Linked DNA regions of Homo sapiens: regions 1 and 2 are each linked to region 3. The links are chromatin loops, found by intact Hi-C in ENCODE. Cell type or tissue: endothelial cell of umbilical vein. All regions are shown on one strand. Each heading gives the region's core, and the rest is flanking DNA. Links, peaks and the distances in the headings are about the cores only.

Region 1 (5,400 bases), core at 214-5,213, 140 kb before region 3:
ACCAACATGCCATTTGTGTGATATAAATATCTCTGGAAAAAGCTAAAAAACATTGTGTCATACATATTTTCTTAATACCACAGTCAATCACATGTGTCTGTCCAAGTGCCATAGTCCATCAACCCAAGAGTGGGGGATGGGGGTGTTTGGGGGTGGGGATAATGGAGGGGACAGACTCAGCAGAGTCTCAGCTCCAGAATCCTCAGCCACTGCATGGCAAATGTTGCCACTGACTAAAGCTATGCTGGCTGTTCATTTTCCATTACCTATTGCCTTTGAAGAACCTTCTAGAAGTCTTAGAAACTTGATGTTGGGCAGAAAAATGATAGGCAGGGATGCAAAGGTGCTGGGACACCCACTCAACCGGCCAGTTCCCAAAGAAAAAGATGGAGGTTGTCACTTTCTCACTCAGTGTGCCCCATGGACTCACAGAAGGATTTAGATCACAGCGTGGTTCCTCTTCCTCCAACCCTACACCCCCATCATCAAAGAGCCTTTAATCCTGATGATTCACCTGTTAGGAATTTAGCCCAAGGAAATAATTAAAGACATATAAAAAGATTTAGTTACAGGATGTTCGTCATGACATGTAGATTACGGTGAAAGATTAGAAGCAACCTCCATGTCCAACCAACCAAAGGTGATGGCTATGTAAGTTGTGGAGTTCCTCCTTTAAAATTCTGCTCAGATCTCCAAAGAAAAAAGACTGGAAGGAAATTAACCAAGAGAATCACAGAGTTTGTTTTGAGTCTGGAAATATGAGTAAATTTTTTTTTTCCTGGAGTAAGTCCTTGTTTTGGATGTTCTATTCAAAACCAACTTAAATTTGGCTCCAATTGGAAACTTTATGACATCAGGAGGATTGAGATATCATAAAAGGAACAGGAAGGGGCACTCCATGAGGGAACCACATGTAAAGGTCTGAAGGGAAGTCGGGGCAGAGAGGAAACAGCCTCGCTGGAATGGAGGATTTCCACTGCTGTGTGCTGGGATGCATGTCAGAGAGATTTGTAGGCTGTGCACAGACTGTGTATTTTTTGAAAGCCAAGGAGAGGAAGGCACATTAGATATGATAGGCAACTGGGAGCCAGTATAGATTCTTGAACAAGAAAAGACAAATCCAGTTCCAAGGGAGACTAAGAAGAGACAGTCCAAGAAGAGAAAGTGCAGGGGACGAATCTGGTGGTGTCATAATTCTTTTATGGAAGGATCTGACTTTATTGGTTTTAGGGGTAAATGTTTCTGGAGAATCCTAGAACTCTAAATCTGCAAGAAATCTTGAGGTTGCTCTCGTTTTAGGGATAGAACAACCGCAGTCCAAAGAGTTACATCTTCCAGTCATAAGGCAAAATGGCAGCCAAGTTGGTACTGATCACTATCAGTCCTTATTCCTACCCGAGACCAGCTTGTCTCTCTGTTGCCTTCCATCCCAATTCTAAGATTTTTTTTATTTTTCCAGAGACAGGGTCTTGCTTTGTCACACAGGCTGGAGTGCATGGGCACAATCATAGCTCACTGCAGCCTTGAAGTCCTGGGCTCGTGGCATCCTCCCACCTCAGCCTCCCAAGTAGCTGGGACTACAGGAACACATAACCATGCCTGGCTAATTCATTTTATTTTATTTTTATAATTTTGTAGGGACAGAGTCTCACTCTGTTGCCTAGGCTGGTCTGAAACTCCTTGCCTCAAGCAGTCCTCCTGCCTCAACCTCCCAAAGCACTGGGATTACAGTCCTGAGCCGCTGCACCTGGCCCCAATTCTAAGATGTTAACCACATGTAAGCCTTCCAGGAGAACCTCAGACCCTGGTCCACTTCCTGGAGTCCCACCTAAAACTCCATTTTTCCATTCATTTATTTATTCATGTAACACTGAGACCCGAACATTCAAAGACAGACATGCTAATAGTTAGGGTGGAGTGGAAGGGAGATAATGATGGCACACAGTAGGTGTTCAATAAATATTTGTGGAAAGAAAGAGTCAAGGAGGGAAGAAGAGTCCCTGCCCTCAAATAGCTCAAAATGTAATTTGAGAACAGACACAAGTGTTTATATGGGATGCAAGCCGTGCTTTCAGAGGGATATGAGCCCAGGTTCTGCAGGCCCAGGCAAGACACTTCACAGAACCAAACAAAAAAAGTTGACTTTCAACTTCTTTTATTTATTATTATTATGATTTGAGACAGAGTCTTGCTCTGTTACCCAGGCTGGAGTACAGTGCCACGATCTTGGCTCACTGCAACCTCTGCCTCCTGCGTTCAAACTATCCTCCCACCTCAGCCTCCATGTAGCTGGGATTACAGGTGTGCACCATGACACCCGGCTAATTTTTGTATTTTTAGTTGTGGCAGGGGTTTCACCATGTTGGCCAGGCTGGTGTCGAACTCCTGACCTCAAGTGATCTGCCTGCTTCGGCCTCCCAAAGTGCTGGGATTACAGGCATGAGCCACCGTGCCTGGCCCCAACTTCTTTTATAAAAAAGTATTTAACTCAACTAACATTTATGGAGCCCCTACCATGGGCCGGATTGGGGATTAAAATTTCTGCTTTTTCCCCATGGGTTATGCATTAAATCCAAAATGGGTAGGCGATCCCTAGAGAAAAGACAGAGAAGGAGAAAGGAAGAAGGAGGAAAAAATACAAAGTCGTCAGGCTCCCAGAAAAAACAGATGATGCTAGTTTCTCTGAACAATTTTGGACTTCTTTTTCCAACTCCAGCCACCTCATTTGCTTTTCCTTTTGCCCATGGACTCCAAGGTCCGTGGCTCTGGTCTACGGGGGAAGGGCCAGGCATGAGCTACATGGAATCAGACACCCAGAGGCCTCCTCTCCATCTCCCTTTTCCAGTTATTCAGCGTCCTCAGGCCATTTCAATTTTACGTTGCCAAGTGAACATAAATCAAGGGGCCGCCCAGTCTCCTAAAGAAACACTGTGGGACTTCGCAGAGCCTTTCCCAGGGTGTGCACCGGGAAAGAAGGAGAAAGAGGACTAAGCAGAAAGTTACATGTGGCTCCTTTAATCACCAGGTAGAAAGAGAGAGGAGAAAGTTCAAACAGAGCCCCTGCAAGCGGCGCCGGGAAGCCAGCTCTGAGCTCCACTGTTCAAGCAACTGCTGTTGGCATCACAGAGGTTTGTCTTGGCCCAAACCCGTCCCGGGAAACACAGAGACGCTCATGCACTTGGAATTCGCTCCCTTAATGATTCACTCAGCAACTCGGCACAATTACAAAAAGAAGGTGAAAGAAAGGAAGGGAGAAAAGAAGAAAAGAAAAAGAGAGAAGGAAGGAAGGAAGGAAGAGAGGGAGGGAGGGAGGGAAAGAGGGAAGGGATAGAGGGGAGGGACTGAGGGAGGGAGGGAAAGAAAGAGAGGAAGGGAGGGAAAGAAGGAAGGAAAAGAAAGGGAGAAAGGAGAGAGAAGGATGGAAGGAGAAAGAAAGAAAAAGAAAAGAAAGAAAGAGAGAAAGAAAAGGAAGAAGGAAAGAAAGAGGGAGGGAGGAAGGAAGGGAAGGAAAGAGAGAAAAAGAACAAAAGAGAAGGAAGGAAGAAAGAAAAGAGAGAAAGAGAAAGAAAGGAAAAATCGCCACACCACTGGCTGAAGGTGCCCTCTCCCAAATTCCTGGGGCATGACTCAAGTTGGGGCCGGGGATGGGGAGCAAGAGACAAATTTTCTGAGAGCTCCCATGAGGGGACGCTACCAGCTGTGAGCTGATTGCAAGTGAGAACAAAGCAGCAGCGATCTGCAAAGGTCTAACTCAAATGCTGTCTGTTGCACTCCACGAGCTTTGGAGAGAGGTACTAGATAAAACAATGAAGTAAGGGGTGTTGCCAAATAGTCGCCTTACGTTGAGTGCTCATCATATGCCAATGGTGTATCCACATGTTCCATCTCTTATCTCGCAGAGTCCTCACAGCAAACCCAGGAGCAGGGTCTTCAGCCCCATTGCACAGGTGACAGAGCTGAGACCTGACCCATTCCTAACCTGCCCAAGGACACACAGCTAAATAGCCAGGGGGTTCCGAATGTGAAGTTAGGTCTCCTGTGACTCTGTGATATGCCCTTGACCACTCTGCCCTCCAGCCTTCATTTACGGCTCAATTCCCAAATGCCACCACCAGGAATTTGACATATACCCGTAACCTCCCCAATGACATGGAAAAACTGAGCAGCCATTCACTCAATCATGGAAAATTTAAGACCCAAGGCGCGTCCTTCCCAGCTCGGTTACTGAGATGCTCAGCAGCCCTCGGTGCTAGTAAGAAGGGCACACTGGGGCGAAATGCCACTCGATGAACAGGAGCCCTAACATGAAGTCCTCGGACCCTTGCACAGGTAGAATTCAGGGGTCCATAAATTTAACCCGGGAAAAAAATGACATCTTTATTTGCACTAACTTCTCTTTTTTTTTTTTTTTTTTTGAGACAGTTTCACTCTTTGCCCAGGCCAGAGTGCAATGGCACGATCTCAGCTCATTGCAACCTCCACCTCCCAGGTTCAAGTGATTCTCCTGCCTCAGCCTCCCAAGTAGCTGGGATTACAGGTGCGTGCTACCACACCTGGCTAATTTTTGTATTTTTAGTAGAGATGGGGTTTCATCATGTTGGCCAGGCTGGTCTCGAAGTCCTGACCTCAGGTGATCCACCCATCTCAGCTTCCCAAAGTGCTGGGATTACAGACATGAGCCACCGTGCCTGGCTTTGCACTAACTTCTGATCAAATGGCAACATTGTCTTCTATTAGGAATGTAAGTGACAAACTGCCGTGGTATCAGCAGTACCTGTGACTTTGGCACCCATACAAATCACAGATGTGTGTGTATCACCATCAATTGCTGCAGATATATCAAAATATTGTTGTGCTCCTTACTCCTTGGAAGTTACAGTAGTAGATAGACCAGGGTTAGATCTTGCTACTTAGTGGATAATAAATAAGCTTACCTGTTACTATTTTACAACGTTGGTTTTTAATATTTCAGTATCGTTATTACCGTCTAAGTGATTTCCTTGGCAATCAGGTCAGGAGTTCGACACCAGCCTGGCCAACATGGTGAAACCCCTGCCACTACTAAAAATACAAAAATTAGCTGGGCATGGTGGCACATGCCTGTAATCCCAGCTACCCAGGAGGCTGAGGCAGGAGAATCACTTGAACCTGGGAGACGGAGGTTGCAGTGAGCCAAAATCACACCATCGCGCTCCAGCCTGGGAGACAGAGCAAGACTTTGTCAAAAAAAAAAAAAGAAAAAAAAAAGGAAGGAGAGGAGAAAAGAAAAGAAGAAAGAAAAGCACGATTCTAAAAAGTTCTATCAAATTGCCCAAGGGATTTATGGTCTGTACCTGGGAAACTTTGAGGTGAGGCCTCTACTCTGTTTTTTGTTTTGTTTTGTTTTTGAGACGGAGTCTC
Region 2 (5,400 bases), core at 331-5,330, 72 kb before region 3:
GCAGTTCGAGACCAGCCTGGCTAACATGGTGAAACCCCACCTCTACTAAAAATACAAAAATTAGCTGGGCTGGCGGCAGGCGCCTGTAGTCCCAGCTACTTGGGAGGCTGAGGCAGGAGAATCCCTTGAACCCAGGAGATGGAGGTTGCAGTGAGCTGAGATCATGCCACTGCACTCCAGCCTAGGCGACAGGCAACAGAGTAAGACACTGTATCAAAAAAAAAAAAAGAAAGAACAAGAAGAACCTCCAGACCCAGTACCCCTGAATAAACCATCGCCCCTGTACCACCTCCAGCTCCTGGTCAGTCTGCTGAACTGGAGATAGGAGCCTCCAGTGGAGGGGCCCAGGGTGCTCTAGGCCCAGAGGAAAGTCTTGGGAGAGCCACTCAGATGGGAAGCAGGTCCCAGTGGGGGAGAAGGGCACCAAGTGGAGAAAGGGGGCAAAGTAGGTCCAGGCAGTGGGAAAGGTAGGTGCAAAAGCATAGTGGCATGACAGGGTGTGGCTTAGGGACACTAAGACCCACAGACTCGTAGTAATAACAACCTCTTAGCACTGGGCTAGGTGCTATGTTGCTTTCTCATGATCAACCTCACAACAGCCCCGTGAGATAGGGGCTAGGAAATTAGTTAATATATACACAAAGCACATGGCCAAATCCCTGGCACACAGAAAGCCCTATATAGGTGTTTGCTATGATATTCATGGTACTGCTACTACTACTACTACTAATAATAATAGGGAGCCATGGAGGGTTTTAGCAAGAGAGAAAATGAGAGTAACAGGGAGGAATGTGGATGGAAGGAGCAGGAGCAGAGATGGTTTAGACCAGTGGTTCTCAGCCAGGGGTGGTTTTAACCCCACCCCCCATCGCTACCCCCACAGGACATTTGGTCTGGAGTCATTTTTGCTGTGACCATGCGAGGGGAGTTGTTCGTGGTGGCATCTAATAGAGGCCAGAGATGCCACTAAACATCTTACAACACAGGACAGTCCCCCACAGCAAATAATCATCCAGCACTGAATGTCAATAGGACTGAGGCTGAAAAACCCAGATTTAGATTAAGTATGGGGGCTGTTGCGGAACAGAATATGGGTTGTCAAAAGGAGGCTCCAGGCAGAACAAGGGCCCTGGGGTGGCCAAAGATTGGAAGAGCCTACTCCCCTCCCTTCCCTCCTCCCGCCAAGTGAGCGCCTCTCCTCCCCATCTGCAGTGTGTGCTGAGGGTGGGGAGGATGGTAGCAGAGAAGGCATGGGTGGGGCTGGCAGGGAGAAGTGCTGGAAAGTCTACAGGCCCTGGCAGACTGGCCAGTGACCTTCTCTCCAGCTCCTGTATCACAGGCTCAACATATTCCTTGAATGGGGGTAGATATCCTGCGTCGGGGTCTGGTTTGCCTCGCGGAACACCCACCCTGGAAATAGGGACCCGTCGCCACTCAGCTTGCAGATCACAAAACCCCAGGGGCAGCTTTGCCCTTCTTCAGTCCTCAGAGTTCCAAATGTGATTTCCTTCAGTAACATAAGCACAGAGGGAAGGGAGGAGGAAAGTGAGTGGGGAAAGAGAGAAACAGCGAGTCAAAACCAGTGAGGACCACCAGGACAGAGCCTGGGAGGGACAGACAGACTCAGCAGGAGAATGAAATGTGGAGAAAGAAAAACACAGACTGAGACTGAGAAAGAGAGATCGAGACGAAGCTGGAGAGGGACAAACGGAGAGTGGTGGAGAAACAACGGAAAACCCACGTAAGAGAGAGCCAGACAGATTGAGAGTGGCAAGAAGAAACAGAAATGGAGAAGGAGCAAAAGAGAGAGAAAGGTTGACGGTGGACGGGCAGACTAAGAGTGTGAGCAAGGGACATCTTTCCTTGCAAACTCCATGGTCCGCTGCCCAGTAACTCTCCAAGGCTTTGCCATATTTCAGCCACGGAACTGGGGAATTGGGAAAGTTTTCTCATCACAGGTCCGGGACGAGTGAGCATTGTTCCCATTATTGCTGGCATTCTCTGCGAACTGGACATTAGCCAGCAGGAAATTCCTGGGACAAATCTTTCCACTCAGAGTTTTTTTAAAACTTTTATTTATTTATTTTAATTTTTTTTCTTTAGGGACAAAAGAAAAAAAAGATCAAGAGGCAAAAAGAAAAAGAAAAAAAGAAATGAACCACCTGATACAGGAAAAACATATCTAGCAACAGCCTCAGTTGGGCCAGGGGAGGCTGAGAAGCCACTGTGTCCGCTGCGCTTCATTCTTCCCCTGGAAGGATTTATGATCTCACACTGCCATGACATCACAATGCGTTGCCATGGGTCCCACTTTATTATCATAAACAAAACGCCGTTCCTTGGGCCACTGCCTGTCTGAGCAGGAGGGGAGAAAAAGCCTCTGGGTAATGTGTTTTCTTGGGAAGGCAGCTTGTTCGGAAGTCTGAAAAGCTGCAAAGATAGTTGTACATACAGTTCCCTCCCTGTAGCCTCTGGACAAGGTTTGGGACGGGAACAAGAAGGATGAAGTCAGCTCCCTGCAGGAGGATCTCCAGCTCCGCGTGTTCTCACTGCCAAAAAGCAGCTTCCCCGGGCCTCCCTCACTGCTCCAAACAATGTTTTTATTCATTCACCGAAAATGCATGGAGTACCTACTGTGTGCTAGACACTGACAGAGCTGGGGCAGGGATCAATGAAAAACGTGACGCCAGCCCCACCCCTTTCAGAATCTTTAATACTTAACAGCCCGCAAATAACATGAATGTGTAAAATTGTAATTTGGGTTAAGTCTGCTGAAGGAAGCAAACAGGAAGCTAGGATGAGAATGGAGGGAAGAGGCTATTTACATGAGCAATCTGGGAGGGCCTCTCTAAGGAGGTGACATTTTAGACCAGACTTGAAGGAGAAGTAGGAATTGGCTGTGAAGGGCAGAGGGAGGTGGCAGTAACTAAGGCAGGACCAGCCACACCAGGAAGAGTGACCGTCGGGATCTAAGTTCCCACCAGGGGCCTCTTCCCACGTATTTTATAGAATTCCTGGGTAGCTGACTCAGATGAGAGGGCTTATTATGAGGAATCATCGTTGTCATGAGTCTGAGCTGAGTAAAGCTTCCGCACCCTGCCACAACCATGCCAGAAAACCCTCATTTCCATTGCAGAACTGTCAGATCGGCACTGTGAAAACAAGTCAGCCAAGAGCAGAAATACCTGTAGGACGCAGAGGGGGCTCTCCCCAGCATAAGGCCATTTTGCAAGAAGCAAATAATGCTCTTAAGCAGCAGGAAGGAGAGAGGGAAGGGAGGGGAGAGAAGCCTTGGGGACAGATGTGGGGGCACTGCCTGTGGGTCAGGAGGCCAGGTGAAGGACAGGTGGGTAAGCCGTCCCCGCCCCTCCCAGGAGATGAACCATGAGGGAGTTAGGACTCTGGATATAGAAGAGAACGAGAGGCCAGGCATGTTGGCTCACACCTGTAATCCCAGCACTTTGGGAGTCTGAGGCAGCAGATCACCTGAGGTCAGGAGTTCAAGACCAGCCTGGCCAACATGGTGAAACCCCGTCTTTACTAAAAATACAAAAATTAGCCAGGCGTGGTGGCAAGTGCCTATAATCCCAGCCATTTGGGAGGCTGAGGCATGAGAATTGCTTGAACCTGGGAGGCTAAGGTTGCCTCCCATGTTCCAAGACCGCACCACTGCACTCCAGCCTGGGCAACAAGAGTGAGACTCTGTCTGAAAAAAAAAAAAAAGAAAAAGAATAGAACGAGAGCTTCTAGATCATCTGAACAATGATGGGGACACGGAGGCCCCAAGTAGAGAAGGAGCTGGCCTGAGGTGGTACGGGAAGTTAGGCGCAGAGCCCTTCCGCTCACTTGCTGTGTGACCTTGGGAAGCTCACTTCACATCTCTGAGCCCCTGTCCCCACTGTAACATGGGAAGAATGCATATAAGGCTCTTTACACTGCTGCAATATATAGAGAGGGTTGTTTTTTGACCCCTACTTCCTGGAGAACACGTTCATTAAACCATGCTGGCTTCCCATTTGTTAGTTCATTTCATACTCAGGGTGGCCCTGACAGGTAAACATGGCTGTCCATGCTTTACAGATAAAGAAACTGAGGCCAAGAGGGGTTGAGTAACACACTCAAGGTTCCACAGCCAGGTATAAGGGCCAGATCCCCACCCTACCTGCCTGACTTCAAATGGAGTCCGTGTTCCCGACAGAAGCTTGGCCTTGTCCTGGGATGCATGAATGTGTGTATGGATAATTGGTACTGACCCAGAGACACAGAGCTAGGATGGAGACAAGGCTGAAGAGATGAGAGACCCAGCTTGCTGGCCAACAGTGATGGTGTGCCAGAGGACAGAAGAGACGCCAGGATGTGGGAGAGAAGAGAGGACTCCAGTCTGCATGCTGAGTGATATGTCCAGATGCGTGAATCTTTTTTGAATCTTTTTTTTTTTTTGAGACAGAATCTCGCTCTGCCACCCAGGCTGGAGGGCAGTGGCATGATTTCGGCTCACTGCAACCTCCACCTCCATGGTTCAAGTGATTCTCCTGCCTCAGCCTCCCAAGTAGCTAGGATTACAGATGCATATCACCATGCCCGGCTAATTTTTGTATTTTTAGTAGAGATGGGATTTCACAATGTTGGCCATACTGGTCTTGAACTCCTGACCTTGTGATTCGCCCGCCTCGGCCTCTCAAAGTGCTGGGCTTACAGGCATGAGCCACGCTGCCCCATGATTCTAATTTTTATGTAAGATGCATATCTTAGGCTTTCAGATCAGAGTAAGGAAGACTCAGTAGGAACACCAGTAACTCAGCTAGAGCCAGCTGGGTGACAGAAAAAGCATCTGGATGAGAAATTAGGGGATGTGCAGGCCATTAGATCAGGAGCCAGGCATCTCAGATTCTAGAGAAGTGCTGGGTTTAATGTCTATTTATTCCTGGGCCAAGCACTTGACTGCCCTTGCTTTACAAGTCTCACCACATCCTATAAGGTGGTTGGTTGGTTGCTTTGTTTTGAGACCAAGTTTCACTCTGTCACCCAGGCTGGAGTGCAGTGGCACGATCTCAGCTCACTGCAACCTCCACCTCCCGGTTTCAGGCGATTCTCATGCCTCAGCCTCCTGAGTAGCTGGGATTACAGGCGCCCGCCACCATGCCCTGCTAATTCTTCAATTTTTAGTAGAGACAGGGTTTCACCTTGTTGGCCGGGCTGGTCTCAAACTCCTGACCTCAAGTGATCTGTTCGTTTTGACCTCCGAAAGTGCTGAGATTACAGATGTGAGCCACTGGGCCTGGCTCTATAAGGTGGGCATTGTATCCCACTTCATGGATGTCAGAACCGAGTCCCAGAAAGATTCCAGTCCTAGGCCAGGCATGGTGGCTTACACCTCTAGTTCCAGCATTTTAAGAGGCC
Region 3 (5,400 bases), core at 97-5,096:
CAGATTCGGTTGCTCAACCCAACCTGCCCTTATCGCCAATGACCCAGCTCAACGTTCTCTCTGGTTTAGAGGAAAACAAACAGGACGTTAGGAAGTAACCAGATCAGATGGTCAGAGGTGGATCTAGGGGGAGCCGGGACACTCTCTAACGCTCCTCCAGCAGGAGATGTCCTGGGCGGTGCCTAGAGGAATGTGATGGCTTCACACATGTGGAAGAGCCTAGCGAGTGAGGCTCCCTGCAGCTATGGATGTCCACTGCAGCCTCATGTCCTGGCCTCGCCCTCCCAGTATGAGCTTGGAATTTTCTTAAACAAGAAATTTCCAGTGTTGGCCAGGCGCAGTCCCAGCACCTTTGGAGGCTGAGGCGGGTGGGTCACCTGAGGTCAGGAGTTCGAGACCAGCCTGGCTAACATGGTGAAATTCTGTCTGTACTAAAAAATACAAAAATTAGCTGGGCCTGGTGGCGTGTGCCTGTAGTTCCAGCTACTTAGGAGGCGGAAGCAGGAGAATCGCTTGAACCTGGGAGGCAGACATTGCAGTGAGCCAAGATCACGCCACCGCACTCCAGCCTGGGCAACAGAGTGCCTCAAAAAAAAAAAAAAAAAAAAAAAGAAAAAGAAAAAGAAAAGAAAGAAATTACCAGTGTTGTTAAGTCTCATACACCGAACTGGCTACTCAACTTGGCTGGCCACCTTTGATCAGCTCCCAGATGCAGCCATTACTCACTTTGCAACCCACGAACTTCCTCTTTCTAAGCTGCCAAAAAAAAAAAAAAGATAATAATAAGCTAACATTACTGAGTGCCGGGTACTTTATGTGGACACTCTTCATTTAATCCCACAACCACCTATGAGGTCAGTTTTATTCTATAATCCCCATTTTATAGATGAGAAAACTGAGCTCAAGTAAAAGAATAGACCCATACATGGTCACCCAGCTATTAAGTGACTGAAGTCAGTATTCAAGCCCAGGTCTGTGTGACTCTGCACCTACCAGCTGCCAATGGACCCCAAATACCCTCTGTTCCTCTGATAAATTACCCCTGGGGTGGGGCCAGGAATAGGGCCAGGCAAACCAGGTGCAATTTTTAAGGAGGCGCTCATTCTCAGGTTCACGCAAGTCACGACCCTGAACATCATGCATGGCCCTGAGAACAAGTGCCTCCTTAAATTTTGCTCCCAGGCCGGCAGCCCCAGCAGTGCCTCTAGGTAAATACTCAGCCTCCCAGAGGGCAGGTGTAGTAGCTCACTGCCCACTGCAAGATCAGGGCAGCTCCCAGACAGGAAGAATGTTCTGGTCAGCTGTGACCAGAGGTCCTTTGCTTCTTTGTCTCATAACCACCTGGCTCTCCAGATTGAGGGGTGGGGGAGGGGTTGGGAGACACTCCAGTGGAATTCTCAGCAACCCTTCCCTGATGTGGACTCTAAGCCTAGGGGAAGATGTCTGAGACAGTGGGTCCCATCTCCCAGACCCCTTGCCACAGCTTCCTTGCCGGTCTGTTTGCCGCTTTCTGAGGAAGCCAACACTTGCCTTTATTCCTCTCTTTGACCACAGCTCTCCCCTGCAGAAATGTCCCTTCTCTGTGAACTCGGTGGTCCAGGGTCCAGGTGCTGGAATCACACAGACCTGGGCTGGAATCCTGGCTTCACTTCCAACCAACTGTGTGATTTTTAGGCAAATTTTCCCTCGCTGTGCCTTGGTTTTCCTATCTGTAAAATGGGATCATTGACACATGCTTTGCAAAGCATATTAGTTTCTTGTGGCTACTGTAACAAATTACCGCACACTGCATGGCTGAAAACAACAGAAATGTGTTACTCTCCCAGTTCTGGAGGCCAGAAGTCCAAAATCAAAATGTCACTTCCAGTATCCTTCCAGCTTCTGGTGGCTCCTGGAGTTCCTTAGCTCGCGGCTGCATCACTCCAATGTCGACCTCTATCCTCACAGTCTCTAGGTCCTTCTCTAGCTTTCTTTAGGACACTCACACTGGATTTAAGGCTCGCCTTGGTCTGGGCATGGTGGCTCATTCCTGTAATCCCAGCATTTTGGGAGGCTGAGGCCAGAGGATCGCTTGAGGCCAGGAGTTCAAGACCAGCCTGGCCAACATGGTGAAACCCCATCTCTACTAAAAATACAAAAATTAGCTGGGCGTGGTGGTGGGCACCTGTAATCCCAGCTACTCTGGAGGCTAAGGCAGGAGAATCACTTGAACCTGGTAAACGGAGGTTGCAGTGAGTCGAGATCACGCCACTGCACTCCAGCCTGGGTGACAGAGTGAGACTCTGTTTCAAAAAAAAAAAAAAAGAAAGAAAGAAGAAAGAAAAGAAAAGAAAAGAAAAGAAAAAGGCTCACCTTAACCCAGTATGATGTCATCTTCATTCTTACCTGAATGATATTTGCAAAGACCCTGTTTCCAAAAAAGGTCACATTCTGAGTTTCCAGGTGGACATGAATGGGAGACACCATTCAACCCGCTGCACAGAAATAAGGCTGGCCTAGGGCCCTCGGCAGCCATTCCCTCTGCCCTCTCCTACACCCTGCTTGGAGGCTTTTTTCTCCCAGGGGAAAGAGAAAGGTTGCTTCAGAGAGCAGCGTACTTGGAGCAGTGGCAAACTTCCAGTGCTTGTGAGCCAATTCCCCCTCCATCCAGTAGGCCCTTCCCTGGTTTCTGACTAAGTGTGAGGGAGGGAGGATGAATCGAGGCCAGATCCTCACTCATCTGAACTATACTTTCCACGGAAATAAACTTTCCCAAGGAGGCTGGCTGCCCCCTGCTATTCTTAGTCCAGAGCCTGAATCGACAGCAACGTTAATCATACAGGAAAACCATCGTCGTGGGACCCTGGCATGTGCTAAGTTGTGGCCACACCTTTGCACACCCAGGGTCTCATATGATGGTCACAGGTCAGTTTGCAGGTGAAGAGCCAAGGGTGGGAAGTGTCCATCAAGGAGCCCAAGGGACACGTTGCTTTCAAGGGTGCAGAAGGCTATGCCAGCTGCACTGCACCCCAGCACCCAGCACAGATCATCGAGGTAACACATGTTTTGTGCCTGCCTGACTGGGCTGGGTGTTTTTCCCACTCGATCCTCAGAGAGGCAGGAAGAAAGGAAGTCCTGACTCCAGGATCCTGCAGCTGGCTGCCTGCACCCAAAGCCTGCACTTTCCCGCTTCCCAGACCGGTCTCTGATCTCACAGTTCCCATCTTTCTGACCCTTCCCTATATGGGGGGCAGGTGCGGGGAGGAAGCTTTCCCAGGAGGAGCAGCAGGGCAGGTGGGATTTCTCCTTCATGTGGTCTTCATTCTGCAGAGAATGAGAAAGAGACTGGCTCTGGGGGGTATCAAAGTGTGTGAATGTGTGTGGCTGTGTGTGTGTGATCATGCGTTTATGCATATGTGACTGTGTGTGAGCATGAGTGTGTATGTGTGTCTGTATGTATGAGTTTGAGAAAGTGTGTGCGTGGCTGTGTGTATGAACAAGGGAGCATGTGGGTGTGTGTGTGTGGCTGTGAGTATATGCAAGTATCTGTAAGTGTGTGAACATGTGAGTGTGTACGCTAATGTGAGTATGTGCGTGTGTGAGAGTGTGTGTGTGTGTGTGTGTGTGGTTTTACAGGGGGGCAGGAAAGGGACAGGGGTGGGAGCAACATTCCTTGGAGGTTGAACCAGAGCTGGTGGAGGGACCCTCTCCTCCTCCCCTCTTGCCTGTTCCCTCTTCCCTCCTCCTTCCTCTTCCTTCTCAGCCCCTCGCCCCTTCCCAGCAGATTCTATTAAGCAACCCGGGACAAATGAAAGGGGTGAAACTGGGCGGGCGCCTGGCAGGGGGGTCAGCAGGGGCTAAGCGGTCAGGGCACTCGTCCCTGCCTTCCCAGGTTCCTGAACGCTGAGGATTACAGCTTCGACTGCTGCTGTTTAATCAGCTGGTAGCAATTTAACCATTACACCCCAGTGAGAGAATCCTAGACATTTCCTACAGGAGGGGGACGGGAAGACTAAGATGCAAGGAATGCAGAAGGGGGGTGGTGTGGAGACACAAAACAGCTTTATTAAAAAGAAGAAGGAAAGAGAAAAGGAACATGATGTGTCATTGTATCTCAGCTTGAAATAAAGCTCCCAGGGCTGGGAAGGAGAACGCAGACCCCTGGAGATGCTGGGGAGAGGGGAGTTGGAGGGTTGAAACAGGGAAGATGGGTGCGGGTTGGGTGCGGGGGAGGGGACATCAGAGAAGCCTGGATGTGGGATGTGGGAAGTTTTGTCTCCTGCAATGAGGGGCGGTCCCAAGACCTAGAGAAGGCCCTGCCCCATCCAAGCCTTGCCCGAGATGGCCCCTCAGAAACTGGAAACAACAGAGCAGTTCAGCGAGGAGAGACTCACTTTTGCAACCACTGGTCCGTTTGTAAGTGCGTGGAAAATGAGATCGGTAGAAGCGAGGAGAGACTCACTTTTGCAACCTCTGGTCCGTTTGTAAGTGCGTGGAAAATGAGATCGGTAGAAGTGAGGTTCTTTAGCAAATGCACTTCCAGCCTTCAAAAAATGAAAACAAACAAATAAACAAAACTTCTCCAGCCAACTTTCTTTTCTCTGGTCCCACCGTGCCTTAAGTGCCTGTACTTGAAGTCTCCAGCTGGCTGCTGCCCTGAGCCCCCCAAAGCCAGGCAAGAGCCACCTGTGGGGTGTAATGCAGAGCACCGGGAACCTCCGTGGAAGGCAGCCCTGGGAGAAAGCAAGGATGGAGTTTGGGGCGTAGAAAGGGAGCCCTGGGAGAAAGCAAGGATGGAGTCCAGGGCGTAGAAACCTGCCCTAAGATCTGGGGTTTCAGATTTGAGCCCCAGGCCTTCCTTGGCTCACTGAGAAAACTAGGGCAGGTTGCTGAAGCTCCTCTGAACCTCCGCTCTTCGTCTTGATTTACAGGGGTTGGTACACTTTTTCTGCAAAGGGCCAAATAGTAAATATCTTTGCGAGGCATTACAGTCTCTGTGGCAACTATTCAACTTTCTTGCTGTAGTGTGGAAATAGCCATGGATTACCATAAATGAATGCACATGGCTGTTTCCAATAAAACTTTATTGACAAAAACAGCCAGCCCATGGGCTGTAATTTTCTTTTTCCTTTCTTTCTTTTCTTTTCTTTTCTTTTCTTTTCTTTTCTTTTCTTTTCTTTTCTTTTCTTTTCTTTCTTTCTTCTTTCTTTCTTTCTCTCTTTCTCTCTTTCTCTCTCTCTCTCTCTGTCTCTCTCTCTCTCTCTTTCTTTCTTTTTGACAGTTTCACTCTGTCACCCAGGCTGGAATGCAGTGGCATGATCTTGGTTCACTGCAACCTCTGCCTCTTGGGTTCTAATGATTCTCATGCCTCAGCCTCCCGAGTAGCTGGGACTACGGGCGCCTGCCACCATGCCCGGCTAC

Evidence for each region. Peaks named below come from ENCODE experiments on the same cell type or tissue, not always from the same donor. Only the 100,000 strongest peaks of a DNase experiment are listed, where the experiment ranks them.
Region 1: a loop joins it to region 3, with 4 times the contacts of the local background. A loop is called at or near these places in 5 of 110 quality-filtered maps.
Region 2: a loop joins it to region 3, with 10 times the contacts of the local background. A loop is called at or near these places in 6 of 110 quality-filtered maps.

Annotation. Positions count from the first base shown.
Region 1 is chr12:116,523,338-116,528,737 of GRCh38, reverse strand. No RefSeq gene overlaps it. Among named protein-coding and RNA genes, the nearest start is that of LINC00173, 7.4 kb to the left of the region's middle. RefSeq lists an enhancer at 1-942. In endothelial cell of umbilical vein, for the core only: no CTCF peak of the experiment used is centred there; DNase peaks (open chromatin) are centred at 547 and 3,127; H3K27ac peaks cover 1,464 bases.
Region 2 is chr12:116,452,743-116,458,142 of GRCh38, reverse strand. No RefSeq gene overlaps it. Among named protein-coding and RNA genes, the nearest start is that of MIR4472-2, 27 kb to the right of the region's middle. RefSeq lists enhancers at 740-1,239, 2,960-3,498. In endothelial cell of umbilical vein, for the core only: no CTCF peak of the experiment used is centred there; DNase peaks (open chromatin) are centred at 2,302 and 2,932; H3K4me3 peaks cover 206 bases; H3K27ac peaks cover 2,305 bases.
Region 3 is chr12:116,380,652-116,386,051 of GRCh38, reverse strand. No RefSeq gene overlaps it. Among named protein-coding and RNA genes, the nearest start is that of MIR4472-2, 45 kb to the left of the region's middle. RefSeq lists an enhancer at 2,467-3,143. In endothelial cell of umbilical vein, for the core only: no CTCF peak of the experiment used is centred there; DNase peaks (open chromatin) are centred at 2,711, 3,411 and 3,931; H3K27ac peaks cover 2,719 bases.